2 separate regions of the Homo sapiens genome follow, and region 1 is linked to region 2. A link is a loop called in an ENCODE intact Hi-C map of the cell type or tissue named here. Cell type or tissue: mammary epithelial cell. All regions are shown on one strand. Each heading gives the region's core, and the rest is flanking DNA. Links, peaks and the distances in the headings are about the cores only.

What was found. Hi-C counts contacts between places; a loop is a spot of excess contacts. Peaks named below come from ENCODE experiments on the same cell type or tissue, not always from the same donor. Only the 100,000 strongest peaks of a DNase experiment are listed, where the experiment ranks them.
Region 1: it touches region 2 in a loop (12-fold over the local background); 10 of 110 quality-filtered maps call a loop at or near these places.

What each region holds. Positions count from the first base shown.
Region 1 is chr18:75,238,469-75,255,279 of GRCh38, forward strand. The region is part of intron 1 of TSHZ1 (teashirt zinc finger homeobox 1); the gene reads left to right. Among named protein-coding and RNA genes, the nearest start is that of TSHZ1, 36 kb to the left of the region's middle. In mammary epithelial cell, for the core only: no CTCF peak of the experiment used is centred there; a DNase peak (open chromatin) is centred at 9,373; H3K4me3 peaks cover 2,066 bases; H3K27ac peaks cover 2,341 bases.
Region 2 is chr18:74,642,989-74,659,799 of GRCh38, forward strand. All of the region lies in intron 3 of ZNF407 (zinc finger protein 407), which reads left to right. Among named protein-coding and RNA genes, the nearest start is that of ZNF407, 54 kb to the left of the region's middle. RefSeq lists an enhancer at 2,531-3,389. In mammary epithelial cell, for the core only: a CTCF peak has its summit at 9,588 (motif pointing right); no DNase peak of the experiment used is centred there.

The DNA.
Region 1 (16,811 bases), core at 8,210-10,709, 600 kb after region 2:
ATGATATCTGGTTTGTTTTCTGTACAGGGGGAGTGTGTTCTTGGAGTGAGACTAACTGAGAAGATCTTATCCAAGGCAGGGACCAGGCTCTGCCTCCCCGAAGAGCCCCTCAGTAAAGGCATCAGGATGAAGACTAGAAAAGTCTGTGCGTTTCTGCAGGGTTTAGTGCTGGGGGAGGAGCTAGGATTTGGGGGGAGGGGAGTGTCTTCTTAAGAAAAAAGTACAAAATCATGAATGCAAAATCATGAATGCAAAATTAAGTATGAGGGTGACTGCTTGTTTAGTATGAGAAAGAAATCACAACAGAACAAATCTTAAAAAACTGAAAATGTGGCAGAATCTCAAAAAATAACTTGATTTTTAATTTGTTGCCTGACACATCTGTTTTCCTGCATCTTTGGCTGCACAGGAAGGTAATTCAGTCATTCCTTTAGCCTGGGTCGTGGGAAGTGGTTGTTTATTCCTGATGGCTGGGTCCAGGAAATACCTGGCCTCACGCACTGTCCAGCTTCCCCTCTGCAGTCTGCACAAGGCTGCAGGCCCACGACGCTGCCCAGGCAAAGAGGCTTGGGGCTGGGATGCGGCCACGCAAGATGGGAGGTGGCCGCGGTGTAAACTTCCCCTGGCCAGGAAGAGCAAGAGTGCCGTAGTTCTGCCATTTTGGAAGCCCACATGGACACAGGGTCCCCAGGGCTCTGGAAGGGCCAGCGCAGGCCAGGGGCCCTGAGGCTTCACCTGCATGTAGCAATCCACCTCTGTTTAGGGCCCTGCCAACTATGATAATTGTCCTTGTTATGTGAGTAATTGATGCTTCTGTATTAATGGTTTTATTTTATTTTATTTTGATTAAAATCTCAGGGGAGCCTCAAATGCATTTCTTAAGAAATTATATAATGATTTCATTATGGAAGAATACGGACACCTTGACCATGTGCTTGGTTTAATTTGCAAAATTAAATTTTTGTTTTAAACTTTTGGTTATGAAAACATCCACCCTCTTGAACATATCTCCTTGAGTGAGATTAAAGTCCCAGTCCTTTGTTTTTTTAAGAGACTGGATCTGGCTCTGTCGTCCAGGCTGGAATGCAGCGGCACAATCATCGCTCACTGCAGCCTTGAACTCCTGTGCTCAAGGAATCCTCCCACATCAGCCTCCCATGTAGCTGGGACCGCAGATGTGTCCTACCACACTCAGCTAATTTTTAAATTTTGTTTTGTAGAGGCAGAGTCTTGCTGTATTGCCCAGGTTGGTCTCAAACTCCTGGCCTCAAGCCATTCTCCTTTCTTGGCCTCCCAAAATGTTGGGATTCTAGGCATGACCCACCATGCCTGGTAGATTTTAGGTTTCTTCTTCTCTGATAGGACATGTACATTTATGTTGGAAGCAGAGAACTCAAAGCATTGAATACGAGGAGGTACGCGATGGGTGTTGGGGGCAGCCCAGCATGCTTCCACCATTTCGAGAAAACTCTATTTCTTGATGTTTCTAACATGTGTGGCAGGGTTGTGGTCATTTGTTTCCCTGCTTTTCTTTGTTGAATGTGATGAATATGGTAAAAATAGGATTAAAGTGTTTGATGTCCCCTCCTTGAGCCCAGTGATAGAATTTATCCTTCAAAGATAAATTATGAACTTTTGACCTTAGGGAATATAAATATCCTTGGAGAGTTTAACGTTTTAAGAAGTCAATTATGGTTTTAATAAGCAAAGCTAAAATTTGCTTACCGTTGCCTAAGTATGGATTTAGTTTTAAAGGCTGCCCTCTCTCTCTCTTACACATGGTTTTAGGATCTCAATTTCTGCCTGAAAGTGATATTTCTTAAAAATTTTAAGGATAGTGAATCTTACAGATTTTAAGGATAGTGAATCAGCTTTTAAAGAAAAAAAGGCATTGCTCCTTTTTTTTTTTTTGACCTTTGGTCAAGCTTGAAATTTTAGTGAGTTATATAGATAATTGTGAAGTGTAGAATTTCTGGCTAGGGGCCTGTGAGTACCCAAAGAGGGTTGGGTTGCTTGTGTGCCGCGTCCTGCAGTGGGTCCTGCCCCCAGGTGCACCGCGAGCCTTTCCTTGCTGTGAACAGTGAGATTTTATGATCTCAGTCCATGGGTTTCTCTCAGCTGGAGCACACTGTTTCTCTCCACGTAGCAGCAGCACAAGTTCCTGTTTTGACATTGTGTCAGCTGGTCCTCCTCCCCAGCGGGGGCGCCCGTGAGCTCCTCTGATGCTTCTGGTTGGTCCCCCACTTAGTTATGTGCCTGTGACTGCGTGGACACTCCCTGCACGAGGGTTTCCTCTTCTCCTGTACCATAAGGTACTTCAACAAAAGGATCCCATTGCACAATGTTGCAACCATTACAAGACACAAACCTACTCAATTTTGATCTTAAGAATCAGTAATTTTTAACAGGTTTAAAAACCTGCTATTTAGTTAAATGCATTCAGAACAGTGGCTCATTTGGGGGTGTTTGTCATTTGTAAGTACGTGGTTTGGTGTAGGAAGATGGAATCCACCTGCTGGGCTCTAGGGGCTCCTGCTGGGGTACCTGCACCATGGGCAGAGCCCTCATTACATTTTCTGGCCATGGGACAGTCATTTGCCTGTTGGCTGCTCCACGACAATTTTGTTTTCTATCATCAGTCACAGGTATTTATTGAGCACGTGTTGTTTTGGATGCTGGGAACACAGTTTCAAACAAAACACGTTCCCATGGAAGTGGGTCGTGTCTCTAGTATGCACCCAAGGGCTCTGCAGCTTGTGGGATCCAGAGTCCGGAGTGGGCTGGGGGTCTGCTCCTGCAGTCCCGGCATGTTTCTGGGATTAGAAGAGCTATGCTATCTCTCCCCTGTAAAAGCGATTGGTAGCCTTGTTGTGAGCTTGCAGTTCAGATGGCACCATAGGACTGGCTAGCTGGGGCCTGGCTCTCCTGTGCCATCTGGGTGGCTACTTGCTGCATCGCTGATGGGGGCAGGTGAGTCTCCCCCTCCGCATAAGGAGTCACGGGCCGGGGGTTGGCGGGATGTGCGTCTGTGCCTGCAGGTGGGCAAGGAAGCCTGGGGAGAGAGTTGATGTCCGCGGATGGGAAGGGCCACGCTGGCCATTTCATTCTATACCTGGGCTACTAATGTTTATTCCATCTTGTTTATGGTTCTTTTAGCCAACTTCTTCCTTATTTAGTGACATTCATAACAAATCAATACAAATTAAAACCATAAACAAACCAATAGTTAAAACAACATACATTTATTCTCTCCCAGTGCTGGAGGCCAGAACCCTGAGATCAAGGTGTTGGCAAGGCCAGCCTCCCTCTGAAGGCTCCAGAGGAGAATCCTTCCTCCCCTCTTCCAGCTCCTGGTAGCTCCTGGCAGTCCTGGGTGTCCTTGGCTTGTGGTGCATCACACCAGTCTCTGCCTTCTCCGTGTGTCCTCTCCTCTGTTGTAAGGTCACCAGTCTTTGGACTTAGGACCCATCCTGATCTAGTATGACCTCACCCCAGCTTAACTAATTATATCTGCAAACACCCTATTTCCAAACAAAGTCACATTGTGAGGTTCTGGGAGGATATGAATTTTAGAGGACACTATTCAACCCATGAGAGATACCAAAGGACAAAATTACATTATGTCCTGTCATTTGTGCAGCAGCCTTTATTGAGGACTGGAGGTAGAGAAGTAACCCACTCTGAATCACAGATGTGCTCAGGATACTTTGTCAAGAAAACAGCCATTAATTTGGTTTGATAACCAATAGTTGTGGATAACCCATAGTTATCATTGATAATAAGCAACTCACAGAGTGTCCTCTTGACCATGTGGTGTTTTGACTTTGGCCATTGCTGGCCCCACAGTGACACACGAGCTGGCTGGTCCCAGCAGGGAGTCATCGCATCTACAGGCACTTACTCAGCAGCTGCAAGGAACCTATCACTTTACCAGGTGGGGAGGGTGGCACAAAAGAAAGGTCCCCAATTGCTTATCCTCAAGAAACTTGCACTGTTTTGATTCCATGGTACATGTTGAAGCAAACTGAGGTCAGTAAATAGGTGGACCATTTGTCATTCTGAATACATTTCCATGAAATTCGGCAGCTCATTAGCAAAATATTTCTTTTATTTGGTTTGGGCATATTGATTTGGATATCATCTTCAAACAAAATGGTAGCTGATGTCTGCTACATAGGGTCCAGCTTTTGTAGAATAAATATCAGCAGAGCTGTCGTTATTAGATTTGGTAATGACAGAGATGTGGGCAGTTCAGCAGTGAGCAGTGGTGACTTAAAGTGAGAGAGGGTTGGGTGAAGGGTACTAGCTGATTGTTGCTTGGATTTTATGGCCATAATGCATGGTGTTTCCATAGCTTATACTTATTCGTTTGAAGCAGATCTGTTCCTAATATCCGTGGGTCCTGAGTCTTGAAATTCTTTGCTTTCCAATTCTGTCTTCCTCCACCCCTAGAGGGGCCTCCTAGTGAACATGTGTTGCTCTATCCTGCATGTCACTCTGCTGTCCCTGAGGTGCACACACTGGGGGTGCTGTGGTCATGCAGGAGAACAGCCCGGGGGATGGGGCCGGTGAGGTCTGGAGGCAGATCAGAGAGGTCCTGGGTGCAGATACCTGGAGCACAGCCTAGGATGCAGCTGGGGCATGGCTGGCACCTTTCTGTGGGGTTCTGAGGCCAGTCAGGGACAAGAGGGGTACTGCAGGCTTACCCGGGCTGGCCCATTTTAACTCTTCGTGGACTTTTGTATCACCCCTGGGTAAGGTTGTCATTCACACCGTAAAGTGGTGTAGCTCCGATGGTTTCCAGTTCATTCTTCCAACAGCCATTGTTGAGTGTCTGTCGTATCTGAGGCATTCTACTGGACATTTTGAGAAATGCAATGATGAGCGGGACGGATCTTGCCCTCAGTGAGCTTGCAAGTCTTGTTGGGGAAAAAGACGCGTGTGTATACCTCTCTTAATGAAGTGGAAAGTGATAGATGTTACGGGGGCATTCCAGATAACTTGTTATGGGGAGTCAAAACCCAGAAAGATACTGCTTGTCTGGGTGGGCTGAGGGGTGGGGAAGATGAGGAGATCAGGGGCTTTGTGGAGCAGCAGCTTGTGTGTGGTTTGAAGGATGAATCAATGTGGGTTTGTCATTGTAAGCAGCAGTTGGAAAAGGGTCTCCTCCTTGTGGCGTTTGTTTGTGGATTCAGTAGGACTAGCTGAGGAATGTTCAGATTTAGGAGAATGACAGGCACCATGTATTTTCACCTGTAACATCAATCTTTTGACTTAGCAACCCTAAATTAGCCTGAGAGTCCAACATTTTTTTATGTACTATGTGTGCATAGTCCTCCTTTGAGTTGAACTTGGATAGTTTTGCCTTTCCTCAACATTATTAATAGGGTCTTGGTACAGACTTTTCAGTTATAACACAACATGTACGTCCTGAAGGAACAGGGCTTATGGAAAAAATAGAGCTGGGGCCAGGCCGCTCAAACTCCATGTAGCTTGGAAACAGTATAAAAAAATACATGATACATTTCTAATACATAAAGCAATATTATGGTAAGTATGGGGTTTTATATTAGGAAAAAGCTTGTTGGAAGGGGATGAGGTTGCTTGACTAGCTAGATCGGAGCAGGAAGGAGCAAGTGGAAAGCAGGTTGAAGACAGCGTGGTGGAGCTGCACTGTCGGGGGAATAGGCATCGTGCTCGGAGTTCCGGGTTCCCTTGCACCCCAGAAAATTCTGAGGCTGGTGACCTTTGCTGTCGGTGGCCCTTCCACCCACGGTTGTGCCCCTTTTAACTCTTCCTGGACTTTTATATCACAACCGGGTAAGGTTGTTATTCACACCGTAAAGTGGTGTAGCTCCGATGGTTTCCGGTTCATTCTTGCAACAACCATTTTTGAGTGTCTGTCCTCTCCAAGGCATTCTACTGAACATTTTGAGAAATGCAATAATTTCTTAAATGCAATGATTTCTCAGTGATGTGGCGCATTCCTGTGCTGGAAAAAGCATGTGTGAACCCATGGGCTGTCACCTAGACTGATATGACAGTGGCCCCTGTTGGCTGGTGGAGGAGGCGCTGGCCTGGTTACAGAGCCTGCCTTCTGGCAGGTAGACCAGGCCGGCTTTCTCCAGTGCGGTTGGGCCGGAACCCCGGGATGGTGAGCCTTTCTTTGTGGTCGTTGCTCTGCCAATCTTGAGTCCGTCCTTGCTTTTTGCTGGCATAAAGCGCTTTGGGTATGCTGTGTTCTGCAGGCTCAGTGCAGCGTTGAGCTTCAGTGCCCCGTGTTTCCTGGGGGATGAGGTTCCCGGTGAGTCTCCCTGTTATGACTTGAGACAGTGGATAATAGTTACAAAAGGAGGCCTTGGTTTAGTGAGAGCTGGTTCAGGTGGCTGAAAAACACGACCGTTTGACCGAATTCCTTTCAAAGATTTATAATCCAGCCCTAAATATGTGAACGTTTGTCTCTTCTCTCTCTCCTCTCTTTCTCTCCACCTTCCCCCATCTCTCTCTCTTGTCTGTCTCTCCCTCCCTCTTTCTGCCCACATGCACCATCTTTCTCTGTCAACACTGAAGGAGAGAACTCTTTTAAAAGTTAATGAACGAGTTGCAGTGGAACCCTATTAGATTTTCCTTCCATTAAATGCCTGCTACAGACTTCTAGTGGATGTTTTAACTAGGCATTGTTATCAAAAGGACTATTGCACAAATTAAAACCAGGCCCACAATCTATGAAGAGAAACCGGATTGACTTTTTGCCTTCAGGTAAAAAAGAAAAATGCATGGAGGAGTTGAACTCCACATTGGTATTTTTAGAAGTTGGATGCGGGAAATAGCCAGTGCCACCTGAAGCTGTGGAAACAAACAGGAGCTTGGACTTTGCAGGCATACCTCTTTTTAAAGTGAAGACATTTTCAGGAACCCCTGGATTTTTAAGGGTATGTCAGTGTTAATTTTTAACTATGTAATTGGTATTTTAAATATCTTTTTAGTTTGTACGATGCTGCTGTGCGTGTCCCATTTTTAAACCTGTGGAGCTCTCTTAAAAGGAAAAGGTCAGGCTTTCCAGGTGCCCGCTGCACCAGACGTGGGCTGTCTCCTTGCAATCACCGCAAGAATGGAGAATTTTTAAAACTGCCAGATTTTTAGTTTCTTGTTTTGTTCTGATTGATTTTATTTTAGCAAATTTACCCCTTTGTCCCTGTAAAATTTGCTTAGTCAAATGACAGATTTTGTGTTTCACATCCGGGAAGTCGTTGTCTTATCCAGGCAGGTCCTGGAGTGTTCTTCTATTTCTCCATCCACAGCTTTGTGATAAAGTCACTGTCAGTTTCTATCATAAATTATTCATAATCATGGTGCTTAACAAAAGATGCCAAGTTCTCAATGGATGCCCACTCTATGTACCATAACAGAAAAAAAGTTGTGTTTTCTTGTACTAAGTGTTGTTCTGATTAGTCTTAGTGTTAAATCTTGGTTAGCACTTGGCTTTGACTTCCACAAATACAATGCTCTGAATCAAATAAGTGCCAGGGGAGCGGGCTTCCCCTCTCCCCCAGCAAACACCACCTCACCGCCCTTCCAGGCACGTCACCAGCACCGAAGCGCCTTTACCTTATCAGCGTGGATTCAACCAAGACCTGCGCTTCACGTTTTGCTTCTTGAAAGCCAACATTTTGAAAAGAAAGTCAAACAGAGCATTTGTTAGTTGGGCATTTCCTACGAAAGACCAGCTCCAGTTCTTTGGAAGGAAATTGGCCAGATGCATGCACTGTTCAGGGCTTGTCTTAGTGCTAAAATGTAGCTAACGTGTGTGGCAAAGGTGAGGAAGTCCTGTGAGCTTCATAGTGGGAAGCGTCTCTTCTCATCTCAGGGCAGTGGGGATGACGATGGGGGCCTTGGTTCTCTGTTCAACCTCTGATGGGGTGTTTTTGGTTTCTGGTGTGTGTGTGTGTGTGTGTGTGTGTGTGTGTGTGTGTGTGTCAGAGAGAAAGAGAGAGGTAGGTCATATCCCTGTATCAGGTCCATCAAAACACACCCCAGTGCAGAACTCTTGATCCCTTGATTGCCTGCAAGCTCACAGCACACAGTGATAAGTGAAATCTCTGAGAGTAGATTTAATTTTATGAGCTGTATTATCCAAGAATACTAAGCCGTGGAGATCATGCTCAAGTCATGGGGTTTAAAGGGGTGATGGCTTCAGTTCTCTGTGTGGGGGAAGAAAGCCTGTGGCCTTTTTTTGTTTTTAGGCACAAAGCTAGTTTAATTGAAAGAATAATTTGATTTGCTGCTGCTACAGCAGAAGAGCTTGAGATGTGGCAAATTTTCTCTCCTTTCACCCAAACTCAAGAATTTAATGCTAGCAGGTGAACTTCTGAAGGCTGCTATCAAGTAGACAGAGACAATAACTGTCTTAAAAGCAGAATTTTGTCAATATTTTTTGCTGTGGGCCAAAGAACATTCACAATAATGGAGTACTAAAGCCCTGCTTGAAAATGCTGTAGAGGGAGCGGGAGTGGAGGATTTATTCCAAGTTTGAGCCTGCAGTGTTTTGGTGGTATATATGATTTCTGAATAATCTTTTTGCTCGAGCAAATGGAGGCACCCAGATATAATTTTCTGTTCAGGAAGAGCATTTGGTAGGCATTGCTACCCAGGGTTGCTGAACTGGAAGTGCCCTAGGCTGTAGTTTCTTTTCAGTTGCCGCATCGACCCACCACCGACCGTACACCTTCACCAAATGCCAGTGTTTTCTGACAGATAAAACAGGAGGTGGAATGGCCAGGAGCAGGCCATGCGGTCAGGGCTGAGGCGGTGGGCCTGCTGCTGGGAGAGGTACCCCAGAGGGCCACACTGCTCCTGCCAGGGGGGGCTGTGCCTCTTCTCTCAGTGAGTGGAGTCCCTTTGCCCTTGGTTTTAAATATGCCATTTCACCATGCTTTTGTAGAAAGTTGGTTAAACAGCAAATTGCACAACCCACAAAATGTAATGGCCTTTATGACTTAAAACAGATGCTAGATTCAGTTGCGTGAATTGCCTTGCCCCTTAAGTTATCTTACTTTGAAAAGAACGATTCCCTGAAATTTCACTTTGGAAAACACTGTTTCCCTCATTCTGCTTATGAGAACTGGTGCCTACATTTTTAATGCTATTGCAGTAAAGCGATTTTCTGATATAGATAGAGGTGAAGCCATTTTTGTAATTTTTCCAGTGTTCTCCGTATTTGGTATAATTAGAAGGGAGAGACGGAGGAGCAGTCACACACTCATATGTGAGCACACACACACTCACCCACAGCAGAGAAGCACAGCTTTGTCCTTCTTTTGAAGTGTGAAAAATATCAGTGACCTTATCATTAAATATACTTGTTGCTGTATTTATTTGAAATGTTCAGACCTTACTTTTTTTTTTTTTTTACTTCCTGTTCATTTTAGTGGGAAAGGGTGATAGCAAAAGATTTTATTTATTCAGAGCCACAGTGCAGGCAAAGTGAAAGTAAATCCTAGGCTTCCGGTGCATTCAGAAACCACAGTAAGAAAGCACTGTTTTCTCAAATATAAAGATAAGCGCACTAGCCAAATAATTTTTTTGAGGAGGTTGGAACAATAGAAGCCATCTAGAACTATTATTTGAGGCTATATATGAAAAATATATGTGAGCTTACAAAAATGTTTCTCATACTGGAAACTGTATCCATCAGGCAGACAAGACTTTCATCATGTTTATAGACAGTGATAGCAATGTAGCTCTGTCATAATATCAGTGGCCTCAGTAATTGTATTCTACTTCAAGTATAAGGTTCTGATTCTGGCGCAAGTTAATAATTCTGTTTTTACTGAAGACTTTTTCCCTTCAGAAATATCATATGATGAAGTTGCCTGTGGAAGGTGATCGAAGTGTATTCACCCTCAGGTTCATCTGGAAAGTCCTAGACTGTGGCCCACATGTTTCCTTCACGCTCACCTTCGTGTGTATTTCAGGCATTACCTTGTGATTGTTTAGATACTCTTATCATTATACATAATCCAAGGGTTATTTATCGTAAGATAGACTGAGTAATGCTGAACTCACAAATATGGGGCTGAAAATGTAAACACATTTTTGTAAATCCAATTGACAGTTAATTGGCCCACATTAATGGAGAGTTGAAGTGAAAGAAAATAGAAAACCACAAATTTCTAAAAGAAATTTTTCCCCTCATTTGGAATCCATTTTATACGTTTATTGGAAGCTAATGTTTCAGTTAACTATGACATATAGATATACGTTTACTTGCCTAATTATACTTGCTGTTAACAATACATCATGTGTTTGCCTGTGCGTCCAGCTTTGCGAGTGTGATGGTTTAATTACCCTCTGTGGTGTCTGCACGCTCTGCTAAGTCTTGTGTGGGGGAACGGTTAGAAATAGCCGCAGAGGCAAGGATTTAGAAGCTGGTGTGCCGTGAAGCCATAGGGTCACCCACCAGCAGCAGTACCAGGCGAGCCACCTCCGCGTGGGAGGAGGCCCAGGTGTCTGCTTCCTAACGCGGGGCCTGAGCCGGGCACCCTGGGGTGGAGAGGCTTGGATGGGAGCCCCAGATCTGGGCCACTGTGGTCCCTGGGCTACTGGGGGAAAGCCAGGTCCTTCACCGCCCTCCTGCCTACCCGGGGCTCTGGGCTCCAGGCCGTGGCTGCTCTCTGTCCCTTGTCCCTGCGGCCACCCAGGCCCCACCTGCTACCCGGGCAGGCTGCTCAGACACACATCCTTCCTAGTGGTCTTCCTGCAACTCCTCTGGTGGAGACCCCGGAGCCACACGGGTTGAGAGCCCTGGGTGCCTCGCCTGCCCCCACGGGGTCCTGGGGAGAGGATCATGCCCTGTGGCTCTGCATCGCTCTCACCCCTGTGGCGGGTGGGGGCAGCTGGCCTTCTCCCTGCCCTACCCCTGCAGTAGGTGGCGCAGGGTGCAGGCGGGTGGGTGGGGGGAACAGATGACTTCCTCCTCATCTAACTCCTGCAGTGGATGGGGGTGGCTTTGGTAGGGGGGAAGGGTAGGTAACTTCCTTCTCATCTCACCCCTGAAGTAGGTAGGGGCAGGTGACCTCCTCGCCATCTCACCCCTATAGTAGGTGGGGGATGCATGACCTCCTCCCTACCTCACCCCTGCAGTAGGTGTGTTGTGTGGGGGTGACTTCCTCCTCCTCAACTCACCCATGCAGTAGGTGGGGGACGTATGACCTCCTCCCTGCCTCACTCCTGCAGTAGGTAGGGGTGAGGGTATGACTTCCTCCTCCTCACCTCACCCCTGCAGTAGGTGGGGGGAGGTTACTTCCTCCTCCCTGCCTCACACCTGCAGTAGGTGGGGGTATGACTTCCTCCTCCTCACCTCACCCCTGTAGTAGGCGGGGCGGGGGTGACTTCCTCCTCCCTGCCTCACCCCTGCAGTTGGTGGGAGGTGCATGACCTCCCCATCTCACCCCTGCAGTAGGTGGGAGGGTTGACTTCCTCTTCCTCGTCTCACCCCTCCAGTTGGTGGGGGGCGCATGACCTCCTCATCTCACCCCTGCAGTAGGTGGAGGACGCATGACTTCCTGCCTTCCTCCTGCAGTAGGTGGGGGGTGGGGGTGACTTCCTCCTTCTTGCCTCATCCCTGCAGTTGGTGGGGGACGCATGACCTCCCCGTCTGACCCCTGCAGTAGGTGGGGGGTGACTTCCTCCTCCCCCTCTCACCCCTCCAGTAGGTGGGGGGGTGACCTCCCCATCTCACCCCTGCTGTAGGTGAGTGGGGTGACCTCCTGGCTGGCCCTGCCAGGCTCTTCCCTGTCCCCAGTCGCAAGGGTACTCTCCCAGCCTCCACGCTCCACGCCCACACCCTCGCCCCACTTGCCCAGCCCCGGCAGGAGCTTCTCCCCGCAGAGTCCCCAGTGTTTTCTAGAAGCTTTGCCTCCCCCTGTGGGCTCTCCCTTCCGTCCCGCTCTGTAGCTGGCAGGCGGCCTGTCCTCCCTGCAGCAAGGGGCCAGGGTGGGCGCAAGCCCTCCTGCCCTCCCCGCGTGGACGTGGACGGGGCGGTGCGGGCTGGCCCAGGGTCCGGGGTGCCTGCAGCGTGCTGGGCCAGCCAGGCGGTAGAGGGTCGGCTCAGCCAGTGCCCATGGCAGCACCTGCATGAGGTCCCCGCTTCCTGGAAACTGAGCCCGGGAACGGCCTTGGCCCGGGGAAAGCAGGGCTGAGTGCATCTCCCCTCTGAGAGCATGAGGTGCTAGCAGAGCTCGTGGGCCGGGCCTTTACCGTCCGGATGGGTCTGGGATGAAGGCCACAGGTCACCCAGAGCGGGACTGGGTCAACAGTGGCTTGATGTCCTGGCACAGACGAGGGTCCAGGATGGATTCGATTCCTTCGGTGCCTGTGGGAGGGCGGAGGCCTGGCCGCAGTTCTGCAGCCGACGAAGGGTGGTCTGAAGACCCCCGACACCTATTTCAGTGCCTGTGCCCTCAAGATGTACCAGCCCCGGGCGTGTTTGCGGGGACATGCCTCTTTGCAATGAGTGTAGTAGTTAACCCCATGCACAGGAGTTATTTAGACCACACTCTCCTATTTTTGTAGGATCTTTTAAAAAATTACTTTGCTTTTGTCAGTGTGTTCTTCTATTTCTTTTTACTGGTAAAGTCAATTACTGAAGAAAAATAATTTCGAACTAGAAATTATCTTTTTAGTTTGAAATAAAATTATGTGCAAGGAGCTTCTAAATTATCTAATATTTTTTCCTCTTTGCAAAAGTGTTAATATTATATGGAAAAATTGGAAAAACACAGAAAAATAAACAAACCAAAAAAAGCATTATTCAAGATCCTCCTACCCCAATGTAGCTTACTGTGAACATTCTTATCTGAATTCTTTCAGGGTCTTTTTCTTTCTTGTTTTTTTTTTGCTCTACAGATATTTTTCAAACAAAGATGGGAGGATGGTAGTATTTATTGGCTTGCTTTTTCACTCACTAAATGGTGAACAGCTTTTTACACAATTCTTTATACATTTTCATTATTCTTTCTTTAGGGTTTTTTTTTTTTTTTGACATTGCTTGGTCAAGCTTTGGCACCTACTGCAAACCTGTTTTCAAAATATATCCATCTATCTTTCCATTTCTAGTGCATGAAAACGATCATATTCCTGGGCCGTTGCCAGCATGGGTATTTTTTAATTTGACAATCTTTGCCAGTTTAGTAACTGTGAAGTAGTGTTGTTTCAGCTTGCATTTCTTGGATTACACGTGAGGGGGGAGCAATTTTTCCATATGTTTTATGAGACAAAGGTATTTTTTCCTTTTTGAATTATTTTCGGTCATGTTATTTGCTAATTTTTCTGTTGCTTTGTTCCATCATCTTACTCATTTGGAAAAGCTGGAATAAAGGTGTTAACTCATCGCTTTAGCATCTCTATACTTGCAGTCCCCACCTTCTGTTGTCTTTTAAGATTATGCAAGTGATACAGGCTTATTTTAGAAAAACTTGAACAAAGAAAAAAATTTAAAAATTAATGAAACTTATTTGAAATCCCATCATCCAGAAATTACCAAAATTGATATTTGGGTATATATTCTTCTGGATCACTTCCTATGCAGATCTATTAATGTCTGTCTGTCTATCTATATTTATCTCTGTCTCTGTATCTATTTATCTATCTTTGTCATTTTCAGTGCATGTATAGTATCCCATTTTGTTGTTATGCACAAATTACTGGAGAAATCAACCATTGTTGGAAGTGTGGTTTTCTCCCACTTTCATATTATAAACAGCTGTGTAATTAATATCTTTGTATGTATATCTTGGCCATAGTCTCATCATTTCCTTGATAAATTCCCACAAGTAAAATTACCAGGTCAAAGGTTTTGGATGTTTTAAATTATTTTGTTGCGTGTACTGCCAACTGGCCTTCTGGGAAGGTCGTGCACATTTTCAGTCCCACCAGTGACATGCATTTCTCTGGGTTATGGCATTTTTTGATATATTGAGTTGTTTTTATGTAGTTTAGTTGGTCCTTTCTTGCATAGTTTCTGCTTTTAAAGTGATGTTTAAAGGTGCCTTCCAATTCTCAAGATTATGTAAATATTCAGTTTTATTTTTATGAATTGATTGTTTTATGTTTAAGTATTTGATACATCTAAAATTAATTTTGGTATATGGTGTGGGAAGGGCATCTCACCTTATTATTTTTCTAAATGCCATTTATTTAAAAATCTGTTTTTCCTAATTGGAATTCTAAATGCTAACTTCATTGTACACCAAGAATATAGATATATGTATATATGTATATATTTGCGATTGTCTTTCAAATTCCATTTTGATTTCAATGAACAATCTGCCTCTGTTCCTGCCCTGTGTCCCCTTGTTTTAAGTACTATATCTATAAAATACAATTTAAATAATATAGCTTTCTACCCACCCCCTGTGCCCATTACTTTCCTTTTTTCAATGAATACTTTTTTCTGTTCTCCTAAAGAAACTTTAGAATCATTTTTGTCACACCTTGGGTAATTTGACTGAAATGGTATTTAATAAGTTAATTCTGGAATACTCAGCATCTTTATAGTGGTAAATTTTCCATTCTAAAAACAACTTTGGTATATTTTCAAGTTTATTCAAATCTTATTTGCTACTATTAAGTTTTGTGAGTTTTTTCAGAGGTAATCGCCTAGGTTATTTATTTATCTGTTTTTGTGATTTTCTCCTTTGTGAATGGACTTTTCTGTTATATTTTAACTGGTTGTGTATTGAGATGCTGTTGATTTTGGGAATCTTTCTGATTAGCTGTTTGTATTAGCAGATGCTGTTGTTTGCCTTTGTATGTGGTAGCTAGATTTCAGTACTAGATTTTAGTACTTTTTTATCATGACCTTCTCTTGTGGCTTTTCTATTTTGAGAAAATACTATAACTCTTCAACATTGCTGAATCAATGGGGAGTGTTTGGATTTTTAAAAAATCAAATATCAGTTGACAATGATGCCTTAACGCATCTTCTGCAAATAAATAATCAATGGTTAAAATCAGCCCAGGCTGCAGCAGCATGGGAACTCCCGCTCTTCAGCGGAGGTTTGGGAAGCAGAAATTTTACTTGGGTAGTGTAGAATCAGTGAGATACTGGGATTATTTACCCTGGAAAAGGAAACCATCTTCAGGTCTGTGAAGGCTGACTGTTTAAAAAGTGAAATCTTTTCAGAGTGAATTGGCAGGAAAAGGGGCTTAAACACAATGAAATAGTGAAAGCAACTATATGTGCAAGTAAAAATTGCCCACTGGATAGATGGCTTAGGCATGAGGGAAAGGACCTGATTTTTTAAAAGGTGTGTTAATAATGAAATCTTCCTAATTTTCTCACAGTCTTCAGTTTTAGGGAAGGCCTTTTGCAGATATTGTTCAGATGTGCTGCTTTATAAAATACCCACCAGTTTTTCAGATCAGTGTTATCTGGTAGTGGTGAGAGAATCTTTAAAAACATATAAAATCATATGGGTTTGTATTTGCCACTGCACAGGCCTAATTCCTGTTGCGTAATCTCCAGATCCTTTAGCCCCTGGCCTGGGCCTGGCGTAGCATTGACTGCAGTATTCCTGTGTTTGGGGTAGTTTTTCATGGTCGTCTTTAAGCTAATGTAAAATATTTTCCCCTTTTTCATGCTTCTGTTTGGTTTTAAAAATGAAAATTAAATCTTGGCTTGCTATTCGAGTACACTGTGATTTAGAAGTTAAAGCAAGGAATTGACAGTCATGTTTTTGCTCAGTTTTAATAAATGTGTCTCTTAGAGCCACCCATTTCTTCTCTGTTAAAAGGGAATACTACTGCTTTATGGGACTACAGGATGCTTTAATATGATAATACATAAATAAGGATTTGAGACATTAACAGAAAATATCTTTTTGAAACATAGTAAAACCTCGTCTATGCAGAAACCTATTAATTACCATCTTTATTTTTCTAGATCAGAACTAAGAATCAGAAGGGATAAAAAGACACTGAGCATGAAAAGTCCATGTACTGAATTCATTATTTACTCATAGACAATATCTCCAGGTTGTCAATCATTATTTAAATTTTATTGTTCTGTTACACACAGTTCTGATATTCACGAGTATCTTCTAGGCTACAGCAAATTAAAAGTAGTAAATTGGGAGTGGGAAAAGACACACAGATAACAGGGAGAAATGATAGCAGATGACCTAATAGTAAGCAAGAAGAGAAGGAAAAAAACTATAGCAAAATAATAAATAATATGAAAAGCACAGCACTGTGGGCCTTTTCTTAGAAATGGAATAGCTCTTTGCCCTTTCTGGTTATCACTGATCGCTCACAGGTTTTATTTCTAGTTGTTAGAGAACTTTAATTTTATTCAGCATGCTTTAAATAGTGTGGCAAAAGCATGTAGATTTTATGTAGATTTTTCCAGTGCTTAAACATTTTTATAAAATTCTGTTTAAAAGGGTAAACTCCCAATTATCCAGAAAACCCAGCCTCCAAAAATGACTCCCCAGAATAGTTGTGATTTTACTTCATGATATACTTTCAATAATTGATAGTATAAATTCTTTAAGTATTTTATGGACACATTTTTTGCATATAGTCTCTCGATGATGAAACACACCTTCTGTATCTGTTTTAATGTATGTATCCTTTGAATTGAATTTGCTGGAAAAAATTTGGTTCTGTTCCTCTGACATGTATATTTCCTTTCTTCCTCCTCTACCATCTGGGATGCTTTCTCTAATATCGCATTTGGAAGAGGATGACGCTCACTGTGTTGTTTCAGCATATGTGGGTCTGGTTGAATTCACGTCTGCCTGTTCACCTCT
Region 2 (16,811 bases), core at 8,619-11,118:
AAACTGAAGAGTACTTACTGATCTTTGTAGTTGGAACAGAATGGTAGTGAATTAGGTACCCTTCAGTGTTGCAGAAAAAGTATCATAGGTTGTTCCCTATTTCATGTGTTTCAAAGGGATAGGGCAGTGTGTAGGTTAAAAATTAAAGTAAAAAACATAAAAAAGTGCAAGGATTGGTTATCAGATTACTGGCACTAGAGAGTATTTATACATTGACATCACTGACAAAGTCAATTCATTATCATTGATGGCTAAATAATCTTAGAAATGCTCAGTGGACCTATTAGTTCCTGAACATAAGCAGCTCATGCTGCATTTCTTCATTAGCTTTAATTGCTATAAATTTTACCTTTTACAAAATCATGCTTTAAAAGGTGAAGCGATCTTTCAGGAACATTAACTCTATAATTTTGTCACAAACAGAAGGTCCTGCATTATGTTTTCTTTTCCTTAGTAGTTAATATCTTAGTCTCTGCCTTTTAGAATTTTCTTAATGAGCTCTTCATTATTTGAGTTTTAAGGAGTTATTTCTCAAATAGTCTTGATTAATAATATAAAAAAATTGGGCAGTCACATTTTTAAAGTGAAATTATTACTCAGAATACTGTACTCTTTTTCTTAGTAACCTCTTGGTTTTCTTGAAGAAGAAAACTAATACTTTATGGTGAAATTGATGGAAACAACAAACAGTATTGAGCTCAATATTAATGTCTCAGATTATTTGTAATTTACCTCTTTTTCAGATCTTTATATTAGATGATTTTGGATGCTCATCAACTGCACGTTTTGTGTTTTTCATTAACACGTAGTTTTAGGGTTGTGACAAAAACTGCCTTTTAAAGTTTTGTATAAGTTGTATGAACCTAGACTGATTTTCTTTGAATCTTCAGGATCAGTTTTAAGATACCATTACCCCCTTTTGCCCTGCCCCACTGGCAAATCTTAACTACCGTATATCTTGGGTTTAAGTTAGTTTGACAGAAGAAGCTGAATGTATTAGATGCCTAATTCCTATTAGGTCGTTAGGATTAAGAGTTCAGAATTTAAGTTTTGTGTACTCAAGGTTTACCTGCTCATGTCATGGTAAAAATTTCAAAAATGTATTGCTTTGTACATCATGTTTTAAGTACATGTTATGGATAACTTCAGGTTAAGAGCCATTTATTTTACTTTCACTTTTGGGGGAATCTTTTTTTTTTTTTTTTTTTGAAAAGTTGAGTTTCTTACTTGTTAAAAATATCCAAATGTGATCGAGAGAGGAATTTTATAGAATATAGGTGTGTTTATATTTAGGCACTTGATGGATAGTTAACATGAAAATCTGTTATGACTCTGACATAGGGCTTAGTGAGAGAGAAAGTAAGAAATAATAGAAACTATACCTATTTTTTATAGTTAATGCTTTTATTTAATAATTTTGTGTTTAGAAAATAGGCCAAATGCATATTTTTATTACATCCATGATCTTTACCTTTATTTCTTTCAGTAGTCAAAAACGTAAAAATCTCGATGACTTACAAAAGTTATTTTAGGCACCATGTCTTGTTAAATTCTTTTAAGTTTATTTTATTCTCTATGTACATATAAGGTAGTATACCTGGTACTCTAAATAGTATTTATGCAGTGCATTGTGGTCTAATAAATAGCCTTGATTAACTTTTATCTCACTTGTTGATTTCCATAGCTTTGTGGATTGCTTACCTTATCCTTCTTATCCCCATTTTACTGATGGGAAACTTAATATTCAAAATGTTTTCAGTGATGTACTTAAATTATTTGACTAGTAATGGTAGACCACTCTTTCTTCCTTTTAACTATTTCTTTTCTATATTTCTCCACTTTTTGTAATATCTGTTTTTGTTCCTGACTTTAGTTTGTACTTTTTTTTTCTCTCTAGGTTGTTTTCACTGCATGTAGGAAATGTAACTTATCTACTTTCTCCTACCATCCACTTTTATTTTCTGCTTTTGCCCACATTTACATTTTTTTAAAAAATTGCTTACACATTGCTTTACTTTCATATTCTGATATTGTCTCTCTCTGTCTCTCCCCAATACTTTCCCTATTTTATATTTCCCACTTATTAAGTGTTGTTTTAAATAGTTTTATTTTTTCCCACTCATTCATGTGTTGATTATTGCATTTACTTGTGGGTTACAAACTGAACATATTTGTATAATAGCAGGAGGTAAGGGTCTAAAAGTATAAAGATTATATCATCCCATTAAGGTGAGAGGGATATAATTGATAAACTAGGGTTATTGTTTTTGTTCTGCAGTGTTAGTTTTTTTTAAAGAGTTGTAGAAAACTAATAATTGGCCTGTGATTTCAGTAAACCTAAGAAATGATAACCAAGTTTGATATGCCATTATTGAGAAGCGCAGACCCTGGTGTGCATGATTTAGGAGTTGCATTGTTTACTGATTGATTTACCTAAGTCTCGTCTTGATTCTTGTGTATGGAGTTAAATAGTTGAAATGAATTTACCTAATCAGGAGAGAATAAGGGCATTTTCTAAATCTGTGACATCTGGGTTCATGAAAAGATTCCAGACATTTTAAAATTGTGTATTAATGTGCTTATGAACTGTTTATTCCTAGTTGGTTTAAGAAATCTTAAATAGAAAGTTACTAATGCAGTAAAACTCTTTGTGTGTGTGTGTGTGTGTGTGTGTGTGTGTGTGTGTGGCATTACCTAGTTTTTGTGCATTAGAAGGGATCTCTATGTAGATGATTATAATGTCACTTTCTGACCTTTGCAGCTTGAATAATTGTAAATCATTGCTTCATAACGTGTCAGAGAATGTCTGTACTAGGCAATTAAATGGCAGAATATAATAGACCAAATTATTGCCTGTCATGTTTTCAACAACACAGTTAGTATTTGAGTTACACTTAATCATTACGTGCATTAGCAACTTCATTGGAATCCAGCTTCAGGCTGAGCATGAAATACATTACATTATTTAAACCTCTAATGGTACAAGTCATTTATTTGTGTTGAAGTGTACAACATGCAGAGTTTCATAAAGCAAGGAACACTTGAGAGCTTAATTTATCCAAATCAAAGTCTAAATGCAGATAAACACAAGTGGCAAAAATTAGTAATTTTTATAGGCTGGAAATATTTAAAAATACATGGTTGTGGGTAATTGTAGGCAGCAGGAATAAATTAAAATCACTATTTTTAGTCTGCTGTGAGAACTAAAGCTGTGTATACCTAAATCATTAAAAGCACCATGGAATTGCATTTTTAGCTGAACAATTAGTTACACCCATCATATCTACAGATATATCCAAATAAAATAAGTATTTGGTTTAGCTGGTTGTTTTGGTTAAAGAGATATAGATAGGAAATGTTTATTCTATAATGTGGCATGAATTATGCTTATAACAGTATAAAGTGCAACATCTCTCAGTTTTGTAAAAAATATTTAGATTAACATTAAAATGCTCTCCCATTGTAAATGATACGTTATATATTTTATCCATATAATATTTTAATATTTTTTGTTGAATATTTTTGTCTTTAGCTTGAAATTTTAAAAATGCTATGTGATGATTGCTGTCTCTCTACCTCAGTTAGGAACAAAAAATTAACATTATTTGTGTATTCCTCTGATGTTAGAATCCTTGAGATACCTTTTATGTACTGAATGAACATTTACGATTTTTAAAACTGTACAAATGACTTTATTATGGGAAAGCCTAGGAGTGATCTTGGTTATACTATTCACATATAAAACTTGTTTTCTCAGATATCATCCTCGTGTATTTTCCAGTGAACTGTTTGGTGAAGCCGGGAGAGTGCTGGGGTGTTAGGACAGCAGAGTGGAAACTGAGGCAGCCCCCAGCTCCTCCTCACAGGGGAAGGACAGCTCTTGTCTCCATTATATCCTGGTTTATTTTTCTGTGGTAGTGGTTTTTAAAATTTTTGCCACAGAAGGGTGGGGTCGTAGATGTATTCCATGGCCAGTAAGTATGATCAACCTATAACAAAATAGAAATAAACTAAATATTATCATTTCTTGGTGTAGTAGTTGAAAACATTGGCTTCTGTGTCTAAAGTCTTTTCCAGTGAAACAATCATGTTCTAGTGACTTAACTCGTTGCTTCTTCTTCTTCTTTTTTTTTTAAAGTGGCTTCCTTGTGATTTTAAAATGCAATTGTGATGGCTGGATGTGGTGGCTCATGCCTGTAATCCCAGCACTTTGGGAGGCTGAGGTGGGAGAATCGCTTGAGCCCAGGAATTTGAGATCAGCCTGAGCAACATAGGGAGACCCTGTCTTTACAAAAAATAAAAATAATTAGCTGTGTGTGGTGGTGCATTTCTGTAGTTCCAGCTGTTTGAGGGGCTGCAGAGGGAAGCTCTTCCGAGCCCAGGAGTTTGAGGCTACAGTGAGCTATGATGGTGCCACTGCCCTCCAGCCTGGGCAACAGAGCGGGACCCCGTCTCTAAAAAAAAAATCTTCTTGTAGAGTCTCAGGATTCTGTAACCTTCCTGATCCCCACAGTAGAATATTAGGTGGGTAGCCATTCTCCTGATTTCCTTTGCCTGTTCCGTATTTTTTTTTCTTGTTAACCTTCCTCTCCCTGTTCTGTTTCTTACAGTCCTTTACTTTGTGGGTACTTTTGCTGTTTCTTTTCACAAGAGCTGGATGAGAAGGAGGTATGAGAAATGCAGATAGAAGGGAGGCATAACTGCTGATTTATTATTTGTTTATGATTTCTCATTTGGCAGATCCTCGTGTTTTCTTTTTTGTGTGTGGGCATGGTGACAAGGTGGTGCCCGGGCTGTCTGTGTTGCGGAAGCCACTCTAGGAGAAGGAGCAAGGCTGAGTGAGAACACAAGGCTGGGAGGACGAGCTCTGCTGAGGAGCAGAAGGAAAATCTTTTCTCACAGGAGGGTTATCTTTGAGTTGGGTCTTAAAGGATGAGGGGCCATTCACAAGGCACATTTGGACGTTTTTAACAGAGCGAACATGAGGGGAAGTACAGAGATTTGGAAGAGCACTGCAGGCAATTTCTGAAGTGTATGTGACTAACTGGGGGAAGTGAGGATTAAACAAACACCTGTTGGATGTCAGTATATGCCAGCACTGTGTTAGTCTTTAGGGTTAAAAAGGTCAAAACGACACCTGCCTCAGATGGAGAAAGCTTAGGTCAAGAAATACCAAGTCTCCCTAGCTGCTTCAGAAAACACTTCCTTGGGCTGGTAACATTTGATATGCAGCAAGTGGAAGTTAGGCAGATTAGCAGGGGCAGCCCATTCCAGGCGGGGGTTGCAGCAGGATCAACCATGGCGTGCGGGATGTGCACGAACTACAGGGCAGTCAAGACTTCTGGAGGCTGGATTGTGAAGCCAGGTGGACAGTTCCAGGGACAATTGGGTGAGGTGGGCAGGGGTCAGGTCACAGAGCTGGGCCATGCTGAGGTGTTGAATGCTGGCCTTTCCCTCTGCTTTCCATCAACTCGTTTTTTCGCTTGTCTTTCTTCCCAGTTTTCTGGACTGTGTGTAGGCAGTGAAGAGAGAAGTGGAAAGCCTGGTGGGAAGTGAGTTACCGCTTCAGAATCAAGGGGCATGGGAATTGGTCAGGGAGAATTATTTTAAGAGAATTTCACTATTTATAATTTTAATTAAAGGTGCTATTGATTTTGGACAATTGTAATGAAAACAGGTTGATAACTGATCCATATAACTTAATGCAGCATAGTTCCAAATAATAATTAAGAGGACATATGCAGTTACGTAGCCGTGCTACCTATGTCCACATGTAACTAATACCATGGTACCAGATGCTGTAATTGTTTCCATACTTGATCCTCTGGATGGGCAATTTCAGTTGGGACAGGAAACCATTAATTTTTAAAAAGTATGTACTGTGTAGTAATCTACTTACTTTCCTACATCTTAGTCCTGGGGTACTTGTCTTGTTTCTAATCGCTTCCGTGGTCTGTGTTTCTGGAGTGTTCTCCCTCCGCACCCTTGATCCCCTGTCACTTTTCTTCTGAGACCCTGTCTCCTCTTTCCCCTGCCTTAGCATTAGTATACCAAAGTCTGTTGTCTAAGTAGCAAAGTACTGAGAAATAGCAGTTTCAAGCACTGTAGAATATGCTACTATCTAGATATACAAATTTTTAGAAAGTTATTTTTGGTTTGCTATTTCCACTCAATTTTAAAAAGTCCTATTTACTGCTGAGGTACTATAAGAATATATTGAGCTGGGCTCAAGGGATGGTTGTTTTTGAAGGACCAATAAAGTGTTAATTTGCATCATAATTACGCTGTCACCATTACATGTGTTAATGGGGTACTGGAAAATTCTTATAAAATCTGGCTAAATGTAAGATGGTCTCTAGTCTATTTTAGAAGTGCTGCTGTAAGTGAAATAGGTGAAAGTGGTCTTATGTCAACACATCTGGTAATTATCATTATAATATTAGAAAATAAGTATGATTTTTTACATTGTGGCTAGGGACATTGATAGTCAAATGCTTCACAACATAAATTTGTGCTAGTCTGAAAAATTGGAATGTGTTTAAATATTAAAGACATTTTAGTATTCACCACTAAAATTTATTTTAAAAATAGGGTTTTAGAACTTACACTGTTGCCTGGTCCAATCCATCTAGTGGACAGGTAAAGAAATTTGGGTCAAGAGCTTAAGTGACTTTTCACAAATGGAGACAAGAACCCAGGACTTGTGACTCTCGGGTCAGGGCTGTTTCTATTTTATCCCACTGGCATTCTAATTAGCTTTAATGTAGCTCTTAAACTTTTCAGTCTCACTATTTTTAGCTACCATTCTTTTTAACAAGGGAAATAATGGACACAGGTTTAAGCAGCAAAGTTAATTAATTGATCAACATTCGTCCATTCATTTTCAAACATTTTCTGAGTGCCAAACGTGGGAACTCTAGTTTCAGTAACCAACAGTGGTGAATCTATTATAATTCCTTTTGAGTTTAGATGGTCACTTCTATCAAAGGATAGAATTAACTATTAAGTGATGAAGATACACAAGCAATTTGGGTATTCATTGTGAGGCAACTGTTTTCTCTTTTCCTTAAGATGATAGAACATGGGCAATGTGAATTATATCTAAAATCAGCTGGATTGTCAAAAATAGCATTTCACTTTATTTTGTATTAGGAACAAATAATCGAAAATGTCTTTGTCATAGTCTGTTTGACTAGTGCCCATTGGCAGAATAATTTTATTTCCCCTGCCACCCCTCCCTGCTGTCTCTTAGTTCTTAGCTGAAAAGTTCCTTTTCAGCTAGTATCTGATGGACTATATGGTCTCTGTGCATGGTATCGTTTACAATTGTTGGTGCTTACTTAGTCTGCATCATGTAGCACTCCTGCCTAGTCACTTTAAGGGATGCAAAGACTGACAATTTCTTTGTTTTGAATTGCTGCAGTACTTCAAAAGAAGCCCCATTGAGATTTAGAGACTTGTAAACATTGAGAGAAACGGAGCACCTTTCTGCATCCACAGACAAGTTAGGTTGATGACTGCTGTGTTGGTGTAGTTCAGCAGACATCCTGTTAGTCACTCTTTCTAGGTAGTTTGGTTGACAGGGGTCTGCACTTGGTCATACACTTTAGGGTGGGCTCATGTATGAAACAGGCAAACTCACAGACTTTGCAGGTTCTCTTTGTGAGAGAGACAGAGAACACTTACATAGGGCCTAGGTGGCATTTTTGAAGTATTCATGGAAGGGGTGGGCCACGGGAATATTGTTTGTTACCCCAAAGAACACATTATCTTAAGGTGTAGAAAAAAATTTACTGGCTTTATAGTAATGTCATAACAGTTTCACTGTAATTAAATATTTTTGCACTAATGATTATACTGTGATAGAGAGCATAATAAATTATTGAGAACTACATTTCCATTTCTGTAGTGGAGGGGGCAAGAAATTGCTATATATGTGTGTGTGTGTCTATCTATCTATCTATCTATATATAAATATAATATTTCCCCCCTTAGCTTGGTGGGACTGTAGCTCAAGGGTAAAGATAGAAATTTTGGTGTTTATGTTACAAAATTATTCTTAAACAACCCATTTAAGTCTTTCTGGGTTGTTTTAGTCTTGATGTGTTAGAGAGTGATAATTTTATGCAAGTTATGATTAAAACCCTGTTACTGTCATCCTTAAAGAGCACATTAAAAATACCCTGTTTGGAAAATGACAGTTTTAAAAATAGACAAAATTATATGTTAGTTATGAAGAGCGATGGAATTTATTGAGCCGAAATGTTTTGAAGGAGATTTAAGAATCTTGCACTTTGGGAAGAAGTTAATGACTGATTAACAACAGCAATTAAAAGATGAGGAAAAGGTATATAATTAAAATTGCAGTACTTGCTTTGTCAAGTACGAGTGTCATCTATTGTGTACTTGTTAAAAGCTGAAGAAAAAGAAACCAGCATTTAATTTCAGCCCGGTTTTGAAGAAGAGGCCGATAATTTGCCTGTAGATGCCTGCGTGAAGGTTGTAACTCATGTTTAAGCGAGACTGTGTCATTAGAAGTTCACAGCCATGTATTTTCTGTTGACAGTCATCGACAGAGAATATTTGGCAGTCAGAAGTAATTTAACTTAATTAATGGGATGCATATTTGATGGAGGAATAAAATATTCAGGCTCAGCAAAGTGGAAAAAAGGAAAGATTTAGTGGGAGTAAAAGGTTGAAGAATGTAATTTGTGCATTCATTCTGCTGCTCAGAATTATGAATTGTCTTGCAGAGATATAAAGCCGAGGTGATCCTTAGATGGAAATGTGCTGTCCCTCAACAAAGAGAGCAATCAAGATGACAGTTCATGATTTAATTGATGCCAGAGTGAACTTGCTCTAACAAATAGGGACATCACATTATTTTGAAAACTCTGCTGGAGTAGTTAGTCGTTGGATTGTTAAATATTCATTGTAACTTCAATGTTATAGCATTGCTGTGTCTATACTGAGTACAGACCAGTGAAATCTGTCACAGAGCCCTTAATCTCTCCTGTCAGATTTTAATTGACTTCCTGTAGGTAAAGATGACTTCATGGAAAGTTTGCTCAAGAATTTGATATCATCAAGTAGAGCAGCTTTTCCATTCAAGTACAGTATAGTCCCCCTTTTTTCTACCCTTTTAAAGAGGCTTTTGAAAATATTATTCAGAGCTATAATGTAGGAAATCACTTAAAATTACAGCAGAAAAATATCTAAAGATCAAAGTTAAGTACCTTTTTATAGCGTTGCCAAAATATTCAGCATATTTCTGTTTCCTATCATTATCTAAAACACATTTGATTGTTGGAAGACAGCAGTATGATTATATTTCTAGAAATAAAGGGTTTTAATACTTGCTAGGGTTTTTATTCATCGAGCAATTTCAAAATACATCGTAGCCTTTTCCTGTTTAAACTAAATATAAAATAAAAATATATATCATGGAAACGTTACTGTGGAACTTACGGTATTTTAATCTTTATTATTTGTTTTTGCTTATTACATGAATATTGCTTATATTTTCCCCCCATGCTGAGAACTTAAACTAAGGCAGTTAGATGTAAAAATCATGAAGGACCAGCAGAGGGCAATATTATGTTACTCTAACACTTCTACTGGGGTAAGTTTTGTGATTGAAACAATACAAAAGGTTTTCAGGGGTGGGTGCTATATTTTTCTCCATTAGTTTCATATTACAACTTCCCGAGGTGCTTCCTCCCTTGGTCTGAAAAATCAAAACAAAGAACTATTGGCAAAACTTTCCTAAGTCAGAACCAATGCACATAACACAGTTTAGTTTCTCCTTCGGTAAATTACATTTTCTCAGTTTCAGTCACCTCTCACATATAGGGTATGTTAGGTGTTTATAGCTGATCATTAGTGAGTTTGGAATAAATTTAAGCTTGCATTTCAAATCAGTCATATAAGCTATGACTGGACATGTTCCATAAAAACAAGGGAGGTTATTAGCAAAGCTTGCTAGATGTGGATTGGTTGAAAAACGGAAAATTCTAGAGATTTGAAATTTATTAAACAATTTATATTTGACTCCACACCCTATGTTCTGTATTTAGATTTTGTAGAATTCACTGAACATGGTTTGTGTGATGTGACATTTTGTTGAACCAAATTAAGCCTATCAAGATAGCCATAGATGTCTGTGGTAAGGAAATTGATGTCATTGCAGTTCTCTTGGATATATGGTTTTCCAATCAAAATATCTAGTTGCTATGAAGTTTTCTGTTTGGCTATTGTAGATTATGCTGTTTTAGTTGCAGGGATTTCAAGTTGAATCTCTTTAAAAGTTTATTTAAGCGTCATATTCTCAGTTGTCTATATTTTGAGTAACAAAAGAATATTGTGTCCATTAAACCTGCCATTTGCCAACTGAAGTTAGTAATAGTAACTTAGGTTTAAACACCTAGAAAATGATGGGCCTTTTTATGTCTATGGTTTATAAAATTATAATTTTGTAATCTCAGTATATTATTAATATATATTTGCAGAACTATTGTGAAATATTACTAACCATAAAAGTTGAATCTATTTTTGACTCAGATCTTTAGTATAGGGACAATGGGTTTTTAGCAATTAAATGCTAAATATATTTAACATGTATCGATATGCTTATATTTATTGAATCTTCATATATTGATTCATAGTGATTAGTTTCAATTTCAGTAATGTCTTTTACAAAATAGCGATACTACAAACTAACATGTTGGAAAAAAGCTCATGCTTATACATTATTTAAAGCATCAGTAGATTATCAAAAACTAACGTAATTATGCACACTTAGTGTTTCCTTATGATAACTTATTGAAATGATGTATGCTATTTGAAATAAAATGATGATTTTAGCTATTTTTTAGAAAAAAATGAATTGACATTGTTGGCTTATGTGTTATCATGAACATGCTAATATATTATTCATTGGACTCCTTTTTTTGAGTGAAATTTATGTCCATCGATATAATTTTAATGAGTGCTCAATTACAGACTTTTAAGTATCAATACTTCAAAATATTTAGTTTTACATTAGCAATAACAGACATGAAATCGTTGCATTGACAATCGTAGGTCTTGATAATTCAAGGAATAATTCTGCTGCTGATCATTTCTACTAAAAAAGAGAAATTGGTAGTAGGCATACTATTAGAAATTTGTTATTGAAGGACCATTTGAGGAAGTATAAAATACAGGATAATATTTTAATTTCTTGACATCAAGAATGACCTTATTATTTACCAGTAGGTATAGTTAGTCCTATTAGTCTCCCTCTAATCTGATTAAGGCAGTAAACATGGCAGCACCTCTGGCATTTAAGTAGAATTATTATTTTTAATGGTTTTTCTGACAGAAAAATAAAGGCAATGTTTTGGCCAGACTTTAAACAAATTTCTTTGATTTCATTTCTATGAAAATTCTTTCAGTGCCAAACTGAAAAATATAGTGCAAACACTGTGGTTATACCTCTAGTTTATAATTTGGTAACTAAAGGAACTCACTTGCCAGCTAATTTAACTTAAAACTTTTAGTAATTTTTGAATTTGTGTAGCTACATGATTTAAGAATGTGAGACTTTGGAAAAGTAGGATAAGAGACCAAGAAATTTTCTTAATGATAGAAAACTATAAGTAGAAAATTTATATTAAAAATAACATGTTAAACTACTACATAATATATCTTTACAAATTTGAGATCATGAGGCTGATATAACAAATTAAATTTATCTTATATGTAAGATTGTTCATTTTTCTGGTCTGCTATATTAAGCACAAAGAATACTGGTTTCTTAGAAACATATTAAACATTTGCTTTAACTGTTCATTTCCAGTAGATGGCTATAGTTCACTACCAAATTGAAGTTGTAATAGATTTTTTACAGTAACTAAAAAAGAAGATGAAGGTTGAATTACTATAAATGAGTTGCCCTGTACATTTTTCTTATTTCACGTGCTTAGTCATCTAATGTTATTTTTTAAAGAACGTATTTTAAAAATGACTAAAAAGTGGTATTTTACTTTTTCCTCTTTGATCAATGTCTGATAATGCCATTATTTATTTTAGTTTGTTCCAAATAATTTACTCTTAAAATTTCTATATTATGTGACAAATATTTTTAATTATTAAACTGTGTAGAAAATGCATTATTATAAGAATCCTTAATATATTCTGTAAGTTACTGCATCTCTAAATTCAGTCATTTTATTTTAGCCTTTAAGTTGAAACACTGTGAGTCATTAACACTTGTGTTGGCTAAGTTTCATGGCTTCTACTAAGCATTATTTCAAATGCAACACACAAATATACATATATATTAGTATATATGTCCTTCACTAATCTGGATCCACACCTATTTTAGAACATAATTTAATCAAGTTAAAATAATATGGATACAAATTTATTATTTGAAAAAATATACATTACCTTATGGAGTACTTAAAATCTGCCTTGCAACTGGACTGGTATCTATCCACTAGATTATAGAAATCACTTGCACGCATAGCATGGATGATAAGTACCAGTATTGACTCTTATCCCTTATTCATAAATATAACTGTATGATGTCTGAGTAAATGATTCTGAATTTATTGTGTATGTGTGGGTTTTGCATGCAACAAAAAATTGGAAAGGGGCTAAACATTTTCCCCTCTCCTCAGACTACTATGTAATTTGTCTATCTACTTTCAGTGAATATTTGTTTTTCTTTATTTGAGGTGTGTGGGTGTGAGTGCACACACATGCATCTGTTCATGCTCACGTGTATAAAACTGATGTGATTTTTATGTCCTGCAGATATTGGTACAATCAGTCGGTTCAAGGTTTAGCTTGTTTTATTTTACAAATGAAAACGTCGGTTTTGTGTGATACGATGAGACTGCAATATTAGATCCTTTTAAAATCAACTGCCAATTTATATGGCTGGCTACAACTGCTTATTCTATTATTAATAAGCATTTTTGCTCAACTATATAAATTATAAAAATAATGCTAAGATTCTAGGAGAATTTTATATTTATAATTTGTATAAAAATTTTATAATTTCTTGAAGACAAATGAATTACTTTTGTATTTTTTATTGCTGCTTCTGTATACATTTATCATTATAATAGAGGCAGATTAGGAAATGGGCCACAATTGTAACTAATTAAAAGAAATTTTACTCACACATTTGTTAAAGGATAGTTGAAATATTCAGATGCATCTTTGTGAATCAAAGGACTTACAATTCAAAACTTTAGTTAGGTTACTTTACATAAAAATAACTGATTTATTTTTCTAAGACACTAACATATTAATGTGAGGGATTTTTTGGTGTGCAGTTCATTTTTTGGGGGTATATGTTAGCGTTCACATACATACATACGTACATACATACATTTATACACATTAAAAGAAAATCCTTTTTTTGTTGAAGACCTTAAAGGACAAAGGATTTTTGACCCCACCCTGAGACTGTGCAATGTAAGTTTACAAAAGGATCAAGGAGCACAGATTTTAATAATGCAAACAATATTAGTCCTGTCCCCTCTGGCGTCACGAACCTGGACATACTGATTGTATACTTTGATTCTTAAACCATGGAGATGTATGAGATGCCCTAGGGAGCACCTGGCCAGGCTAAGAACATTTCAGTGATTACAAGGATAGTGCCTAGAGGGCAATTAAGGGACAGGGCAGGAGATCTACAGTAATGAGTCCCTGTAGCACCTGATGAACCACAGAAAGGGAAGCAGAGAATTAGGATCAAATGTAGCTGAGTGAGGAAGATTGTTGAGTAATGTATAGATTATTTACCAAGAATAGGATTTTTATACTTTGATATTTATGTAATCAGGCAGATTAAAAAATCCCATCACTTAATGTATTTGACATATCCCTTTAGGTGAATTTAATAATTTAAGTTTTATGAATAAATGCCATTGTTGTTATCCTGTATTGCTTATTACTGTGCTTAATACTGTGTTGTATTGCTTATTACTGTGATATACTTCCTTTGAATGAACATTTTATTTTTCTCCCTATTGAGTTTGTAGGTGTGTTTTTATTTTACTAATATAAAGTAATTCCAGCCAAGTGTTGAACTAGTTTTTTTTTTTTTTTTTAATTTAAGTGTCTGTGTAGTCTTCCTGTTTGCTTACGTATTATTTTTCCATAGTTGTTTGTATCTACAGTGGAAGGCACAGTTTTCTTGATTTAGTTCAAGCCCGTGGAAACTAAAATTGAGGGTAATTTCTTGAAATATTTTTTGTATAATTATGAAAAAATGATAGTAGAAGGAAAATTTTGTATAGTATGTATAATTTACACAGGAGTCTTAAATAGATTTAAAATCAGGTGATTTCACTGCTGAATTTTCTGACTCATCTTTCTTAAAAACAGATTAATGGCATAATACACATATTTGTGTCATTTTCTGTTTGTCCAGAAAATGCATTATTGTGTAGGGAAAAAAAGAGAGAGTGAAAAGGGAAACTGCTTTGAGCGTGAGATTTGATGTGATAAACCTGGTTACTTAACCATTCGTCTCCTGTAGCCCTGCTGTTGTGTACAGGTATTAATGGATGGGCTCTCCTACCTCATTGATCTTTGCGATGGTGTATGCTCAACTATACAGATGAGAGCTGAGAGAGAACTAACTGGCTGTAAAGTGTTCACCTCCACGTTGGTTCCTGGCTTTCTTTCCTCGGCATTGTCTGAATCACTTCTTATACCCCACTGCAGCAGCAGTGTTTACGCTGTACTTGTTCCATGTTCCATCAAATACTGTCGTCCACCCTGGGAGGTCTGCAGTGCTGCTGCTTGCGTGACCACGAGGGGGAGTCAGGGAGTGTCCCTGGAATTCCTCCCCATCCTCTCCTTCCTCCCTGTCTTCTCAGCCTCTTGCTCTCTACTTCTCCTTTTCCTTTCTTCTTCTTCTTCTTCTTCTTCTTCTTCTTCTCCCTCCTTTCTTTTTTCTCTTTCCATTTCCTCCTCTTTCCTTTCCCTCCTTTCCCCCTTTCTTCCTCTCCCTTCCTTTCCCTTCTCTTCTTCATGTGGAACTGAAAATATTATTGCTATCTTACATCCTTCTCCAATTGAACATCACTACAATAGAAGCAGCAGTTGTCTTTATTTATTTATTTATTTATTTTTTGAGACGGAGCCTCGCTCTGTAGCCCAGGCTGGAGTGCAGTGGCATGATCTCAGCTCACTGCAACCTCCGCCTCCCGGGTTCCGGTTCAAGCAATTCTCCTGCCTCAGCCTCCCGAGCAGCTGGGATTACAGGAATGCGCCACCATGCCCAGCTAATTTTTGTATTTTTAGTAGAGACAGGGTTTCACCATGTTGGCCAGGCTGGTCTTGAACTCCTGACCTCGTGATCTGCCCACCTCGGCCTCCCAAAGTGTGGGATTACAGGTGTGTGCCACCGCGCCTGGCCTTCGTCTTTATTTTTTAAAGTTGTTCAGTAGATGTCATATATTTTCCTAACTACTATTTACATAGATATAGGATGGCAAATTTTACAGGTTTAATGGGTAAAGAACTCTTAGAGGGAGTGTGACTACCTAGATGAATACTGGGTTGGGTTTAAAATAAAGAAAAACTGTGATGTGTAAAATGCTCAATATGATTACTAGAAATGATGTATCTAAAAATAACCATAAAATAATTCTTTACAAACTGTTTCAACCTACTTTTGTTTTAATTAGAATAACTCTAAGATTGGGGATATTCCTGAATTGTTTCTTCCTAATTAAAATATATTTAGGAGTGTCTGACTTGGGTTGATGTTACGTGATTTTTTGCTTGGAGTGTTCTCATAAAACCAAGTAGACATTTATTCAACTATGATAGTCACTAACTTTGGCTTAAATATCCGTAAATATATATTTTAGCTTTCTCTAAACTATTAATGTAAATCTCTGAAGGAATTTAAAACATTATATATCTATCTATATATATATTCTTCAGATTGTGTAATTAAAATCTATTGTATACACATGGTGTGTTTTCACTTTTTTTATATTCCATCTAGGGACATGTGAGTGGACATTGGTATTCTCCCCCAGATTTACATTCTCTGGGTATTTAAAGCTCATGGATTTTTTGAAATAGATGAACTACATAGATAACTTAATACTGGTGTGTTTTGGGCTTGCTTTCTGATTTCATAATACGTAAATATATCATTGTGGTTTAGATTTTTATTTTTCAAAGATTGGATTTTGATGATTTCATTTTTATCTTTGAAAATTCTTTTGTGTTTGATGAGATAAATCCATTTCATTTTAATTAAAAATGCTTAACCTATGTAGAGCTGGTTGAACACCATGTAGGATGCTAGTGATTACAGAATCTATGCATATAAAATATATCTATTTATGAAATTGAAAACAATTATGAGGTAAAAAAGATACATTTATGTTTAATTTTGAAATTGACCTTTGACTTCAGTTTTACTTAGCTAAAATTCGTGGCTAAATTTGTATATATCTGAATATTCTAAGAAGTTTGTTTATATAATTGAATGGTAGAATCATCTTAAAATTACCCTGACAATGGTTACTGGAGCTATGGTCTGTGATTGTGCTTGAGAAACAAATAGATAAAACATTTGTGACTCTTTTAATGATTATATTTCTTGATAGCTTTCATAAGAAAGCACATAATTTGTGACAACTTCAGTAAAAAGACACAGCAGCAAAACTTTTTGAGTTAGCGGCAAAGTAAATGGGGCAGGTTTTGCATTTTGAACAGAAATGTTATGAGCTGTGATTGAATTTGTCGTGAAAGTGTGTCAGTATTAATAAAAGTATTTAGGT